Linked DNA regions of Homo sapiens: region 2 is linked to region 1. A link is a loop called in an ENCODE intact Hi-C map of the cell type or tissue named here. Cell type or tissue: PC-9. All regions are shown on one strand. Each heading gives the region's core, and the rest is flanking DNA. Links, peaks and the distances in the headings are about the cores only. Region 1 overlaps PTPRM (protein tyrosine phosphatase receptor type M). Region 2 overlaps PTPRM (protein tyrosine phosphatase receptor type M).

Region 1 (2,925 bases), core at 244-2,743:
TTCCTTCTCCACTGGAATTCTGTACATATTTTCAGTTTTAAAGCTATCAATTTATTGACAGTTCTGTTGCCCTTGCCTGCAAGTTTCTTTTAAGAGTATTTCTTTTCCTGATTGAAGTTCTACTTGTTACAGACTCTTCCTGCTCCTGAACTTCTGAAGTGTTCTTCCCACAAGTAAAAGTATTTGAGGGACAGTGCCTTTCTTAATAAGTCCTCCCCTCTAAAACCTTGACCTTTCAGGACTGGCCTGTGGCACTCTGTGTAGGGTTAGGAGTCCATCTTGAAGGTTATTGGGATCCTTCAGCAACTCTGACCACCCATTGTGTCTGAGCTGGCCCCAGACTCATCAGTACATTGTTAAAAATGGGTTGTTCCCACCTTCATAAAACAAGTACTTACGAAATATAATTCAGTAGTCCTTTTACCAAGCTTTACCTATAATCCACTAACTTCAGATGAAGCATGCTGTTTACTAGGAATGAAGTAAGCGAGGCTTCTGAATATAGTTTTCACTCTAAAACTCGCCTGATTCAGAAGATACTTCATAAAGCAGCCCCCGTCGTAAGGCATTTAGACACAGTGAGTGTCATTATTTTGGAGCTAGTCTGAAGGACACACACACAACTGCAGTGCATGGCTGCTATTCCTCCTAAGGGCTACAGGTGATCTACCTCATTTACTTTGGTTTATTAGGGATTAAAATGATGGTGTATCAGAATAAGCCTCAAAAACCAGTAAAAAACTACTCTTGTTCTTTCTTCAGTATTTACTGCTGGTTTTAATGATGGTTAGTCTTACCCAGATAAATTCACACTCAAATAATATTTCTTTTGCATTTTCCATTTGCATCACCCATCAACTTCGATAGCAGTGACACTGTCTTTTTTAAGGGATTTATTCATGAGTCATACTGCAAGCCTGAGACTTAATTCATTCAGTCATTTATTTGACATTTATTGAGCACCTTATGTGTGCCAGGTATGAATCGACCAACTCTTTTCAGGAGTTTTACTTTGTATGGTTGCCTAGACACCTTGGCATCAAGTACATTTGCATTAGTAACCCCAAAACCTACATAAGTGCATACTCAGATGAGTGAAAAATTGGTATCATACTTATCATTTAGCAAAGCTAAGAAAAGACAGCAGTTTTATAACTGATGGGAACCAAAGGACCTGTATTTCAAACCGTTTCTCACTGTGGTAAACAGCCTAGGAAGTGGTCGGTGTGACAGCTCTGAACATTTTCTATCTGTGACCCATTCAACCGTTGTGTTTAATAGATCAATCCTGTCCCTTCCAGAAGCCAATAGAAGATATAGGAGGTATACATTCTGAAGTCTTCAGCCATTTTTTGTTCATTTTGTTCTAACTGTGCTGACATCTTGCCCCTAAAAATCCTATTTGATGCTATACTTGCACTGGGAAGCTTTTGTGAGATGATGAGTCCTTTGCCTTGCTGTCCCTGTTGTACTGGTACGTGGTGCTTGCTGGTTAGGTTTCCCTTGGTGTAGGTGGGCCCTCCCCTACTTGTCTACCACCAATGAAAACAAGAACCTTGGTGATCTGACCCCAGCACCTAGGACTGTGCCAGGCATGATAGCCACTCAGGAGGCTGAGGCAGGAGAATTGCTTGAACCCGGGAGGCAGAGGTTACAGTGAGCTGAGATCAAGCTACTGCACTCCAGCCTGGGTGACAGAGTGAGACTCTGTCTCAAAAAAAAAAAAAAAAGTGCTCATAAATATTTCTTGACTGAGTTCATTGAACGGCCCAGTTGTCAGGAGGGTTCCAGAGAAGGAATTTGTGGAATGCTAGGACATTTCATGAGCAGTCCTGTCATTGCACTAGGGAGTGTTGCTTAAACTTCTTGACCCCAATCAATGATAAGAAATACATAACTACCCAGTACTGTATATACACATATACATACATGTACATTTAACTGTAATGAAAACTTTTAGAACCGTACTTCCAACACTACTCACTGCAAACATAAGATATACCCTGATTTTTGTATTCTGTTCTACATTATTCTTTTTCATTTTTTTAAAAAAAATTCTGGTTGCTGCCTTCTAAATTGATTTCATTTCCCGTTAATGAGTTGTCATCCACAATTTTTAAAAAAATGCTTTGCTAAGTTACTAACTAGATTTAGGAGATAGTAAAGGGGAGTGGAATGTCTGATTGGAATGAAGGTTCTGTCTACCTCAGAAATCCTACTCTAAAGAGTACACACAGAGTAAGTTCTAGAAATTGGAAATGCCCCTAGTCTCTTTCTTCCTTTTATCTCGCGATTCACTGTTCATAATACAGAAATGATTTGGGAAGAAAGTAGAAAGCTATACATGGTAGGAATTTCTCTTTAAAAACTTTTTATTTTTCACATATATCTAGGCTTTTTAAATTAAGATATCTTTGTTTATGATTTAATAACCCAGCCAACCCTGACATGCTGTGGAGAATGCTATATGTGTGTGTATACATATATATATATATATATATATATATATATATATATATATATATATATATATTTTAAATCAGTAGACCTTTCCATTGCAAATAAAACAAATCCTAGGTGTTTCAACTCACAAAAGCATGAAACAGCATTGTCTGTCTGTCTTGTTCCCAGTGTAGCCCACAGGCACCCAGGAAGTGTTTCAAATTGTTTGCTGAATGACTGAATGAATAACAGTTGATGACCTGTCTTACTAAATTTATTCCTAGGTATTGTATAGCTTTCATTTATTATTGTGAGTAAATTTTGATTGAGGGGAGGAATATTTTGAAATTGGTTTATTTTGTCTTCTTTTGACTGATTTTATGTTACTTTATGCAAGATTACAAAATATCTCTTTTTAATATGTATATATATATAAATTTAATAAGCTTTTCCATTGCAAATAAAACAAACCAATGGTTTTTC
Region 2 (2,925 bases), core at 225-2,724, 110 kb after region 1:
ATCCTGCTCCTCTCCCAATTGCCACTCAGTCCAGTTTCAGAGCGGGAAACTGGAGGAGGAGTGATTTCTTCTTCCTTCCAGCCAGGTGGCAATTTGTTCTCCTAGTTGGCAGCAATTTGTCCTGCAGCTCTCCCATAGGACACATTACTGAAGAGTTCATTCTTCACCATGGTTTCTTTATCGGTTGTGATTCATACCCATCATAAACATAATAACTTGCCAAGAGGTTTTTCTTCCATTTCCCTTATTTCCATTTCATACTTTTAAACATTTTTACTGTAGAAAAGAAATACTCAGGAAATAGTAGAGTATAATAACCATTCCTTTAATTTGAATTCAGCGCGCATTTCTCTCCTGTCCTACCTTTATTCTACTTTACAGTTTTTGAGCTATGACAGTTTTTCTCCCTCCAATTATTTTTCTAAACAGTATTGCAATGTTTAATAAACTATTTTTAGAGCAGTTTTTGTTTCACCACATAAGTGAGCAGAAAATACGGAGTTCCCATATAGTTCTAACACCCCCCTGCCAACACACACACACAGTATCCTCATTTATCATAATCCGTGAGGCTCTATTGCCACATCATTATCACCAAAGGCTGTAGTTCACATCAGGGTTCATTCTTCATAATGCACCTACTATGGGTTTGACAACTCTATAATGACAGGCATCCTTCATTATAGTATCATATAAATAAGATCACAGCCTAGAACCTCCTCTGTGCTCTGCCTGTTTATCCCTCCCTTTCCGTTAACCTTTGACAATCACTAATCCTTTTACTGTCTTCATAGTCTTGCCTCTTCCAGAGTGTTATGTAGTTGGAATAATAAAATATTAGGTCAGTGCAAAAGCAATTGCATTTTTTGCCATTATGTAGCCTTTCAGATTGACATCTTTCACTTAGTGACACACGTTTAAGTTTCCTCCATGCCTGTTCATGGCTTCATAGCTTATTCCTTTGTAACACTGAACAATATTCCATTGTCTAAATGTACCACAGTTTAGCCATTCACCTATTGAAGGACAGCTTGGTTTCTTCCAAATTGTCAGTTATGGATAAAGCTATATGAACATCTCTATGGAGGTTTTGTGTGAGCATAAGTTTTCAAATCCTTTGGGTAAATAGCAAGGAGCATAACTGCTGGATCATATGGGAAGAATATGTTAATGTTGTAGGAAACTGACAAACTGTTTTTCTTTTTTTTGAGATGGAGTCTCACTCTGTCACCCAGTGACAGTGCAGTGGTACGATCTTGGCTCACTGCAATGTCCGCCTCCCAGGCTCAAGCCATTCTCCTGCCTCAGCCTCCTAAGTAGCAAGTACCAGAGATGGGGTTTCACCATGTTGGCAAGGCTGGTCTCAAACTCCTGACCTCAAATGATCCACCCACTTTTGTGAAGCTCCCCACGACCCTATATTGGACTGAACAAAAGAGGACGAACGTGGGAATAGAAGACAAAGACAAAAGAGTATATTTGGAAGAAGGGGTCAGGGGGCACCTTGCTTCTAGTGAACAAGGGCCCTGAGCTGTACACAGCCTTCCATATTTATTAGGCAAAAGAGATAGCAAGGAGGGGGGTGGTGGTTGTCAGGTAATTGTCAGTCGGCCATTTGGTTCACAGCAGGCTTGTGAGACTGCATTCCTGGAACAATGGGTACTAGATGTCTCAGGAGATAACTTCAAGGAGTCCCGCACCAGGAAGTGATGGTCCTCAGCAAACCTTTTGGCGACAGGAGCAGTTTGAGTTTGCCCACATCCTGCATTCATGATAAACAGTTTGCTGTTTGATCATATAGCCTCCAGTGGAATGCTGAGCTAGTCACAATCCCTTTGCCGGCACACTACACACCTTGGCCTCCCAGAGTGCTGGGATTACAGGCGTAAGCCACTGTGCCTGGCCCAAACTGTTTTTCAAAGTGGCTATGTCCTTTTGCATTCCTATCAACAATGAATGAGGAGTCTTGTTGCTCTATATTCTTACCAGCAGTTGGTGATGTCAGTGTTTTTTAGATTTTGGCCTTATAACAGATGTGTGGTGGTATCTTGTTGTTCTGATTTGCATTTTCCTTATAACATATGGTGCAGAGCATCTTTTTATATGCTCGTTTGCTATGTGTACATCTTTGGTGAGGCATCAAGGTCTCTGGCCCATTTTTTAATCCCATTGTTTGTGTTCTTATTGTTCAGTTTTAAGAGTTATTTGAACATTATGGATACCAGTTCATTACCAGGTATGTCTTTTACAAATATTTTCTCCAAGTTTATGGCTTCTTTCTTGACAGTGTCTTTCACAGAGCAGGAATTTTTATTGGAAAGATGTCTATCTTATCATTTTTTTTCATGGATTATCCCTTTAATATTTTAACTGAAAAGTCATTGCCATATCCAAGGTCATCTAGATTTTCTCCTATGTTATCTTCTAGGAGTTTCATAGTTTTGCATTTTACATTTAGGTCTATAATCCATTTTGAGTTAATTTTTGTGAAGGGTGTAAGGCCTGTGTCTAGATTCATTTTTCTGCATGTGGATGTCTAGTTGTTCCACCACCATTTGTTGTCCATTGTAGTACCCTTGCTTCTTTGCCAGTTGATCGTATTTATGTAGGTTTCTTTCTGTTCTCTCTCTTCTGTCCTAGTGATCTGTTTGTCTCTTATTTCACCAATACCACACTGTCTTGATTACTGTAGCTTTATAGTAAGTCTGGAAGTCAGGTAGTATCAATCTTCCAACTTTTTTCTAATCAGTATTGTGTTGGCTATTCTGGGTCTTTTGCCTCTCCATATAGAATCAGTTTGTTATTAACCCTAAATAAGTTTCTAGGATTTTGATTAGGATTGCACTGAATCTATAGATCAATTTGGGAAGAATTGACATGTGGACAATATTAAATCTTTCATTTATTTAGTTCTTTGATTTCTTT

The links. A loop is a pair of places that touch in the nucleus more often than their neighbours do. Peaks named below come from ENCODE experiments on the same cell type or tissue, not always from the same donor. Only the 100,000 strongest peaks of a DNase experiment are listed, where the experiment ranks them.
Region 2: a loop joins it to region 1, with 3 times the contacts of the local background. A loop is called at or near these places in 1 of 110 quality-filtered maps.

The regions. Positions count from the first base shown.
Region 1 is chr18:8,123,496-8,126,420 of GRCh38, forward strand. All of the region lies in intron 13 of PTPRM (protein tyrosine phosphatase receptor type M), which reads left to right. Among named protein-coding and RNA genes, the nearest start is that of RAB12, 480 kb to the right of the region's middle. In PC-9, for the core only: no CTCF peak of the experiment used is centred there; a DNase peak (open chromatin) is centred at 1,806; H3K27ac peaks cover 2,043 bases.
Region 2 is chr18:8,231,335-8,234,259 of GRCh38, forward strand. All of the region lies in intron 14 of PTPRM (protein tyrosine phosphatase receptor type M), which reads left to right. Among named protein-coding and RNA genes, the nearest start is that of RAB12, 380 kb to the right of the region's middle. RefSeq lists an enhancer at 1,292-2,114. In PC-9, for the core only: no CTCF peak of the experiment used is centred there; a DNase peak (open chromatin) is centred at 1,717.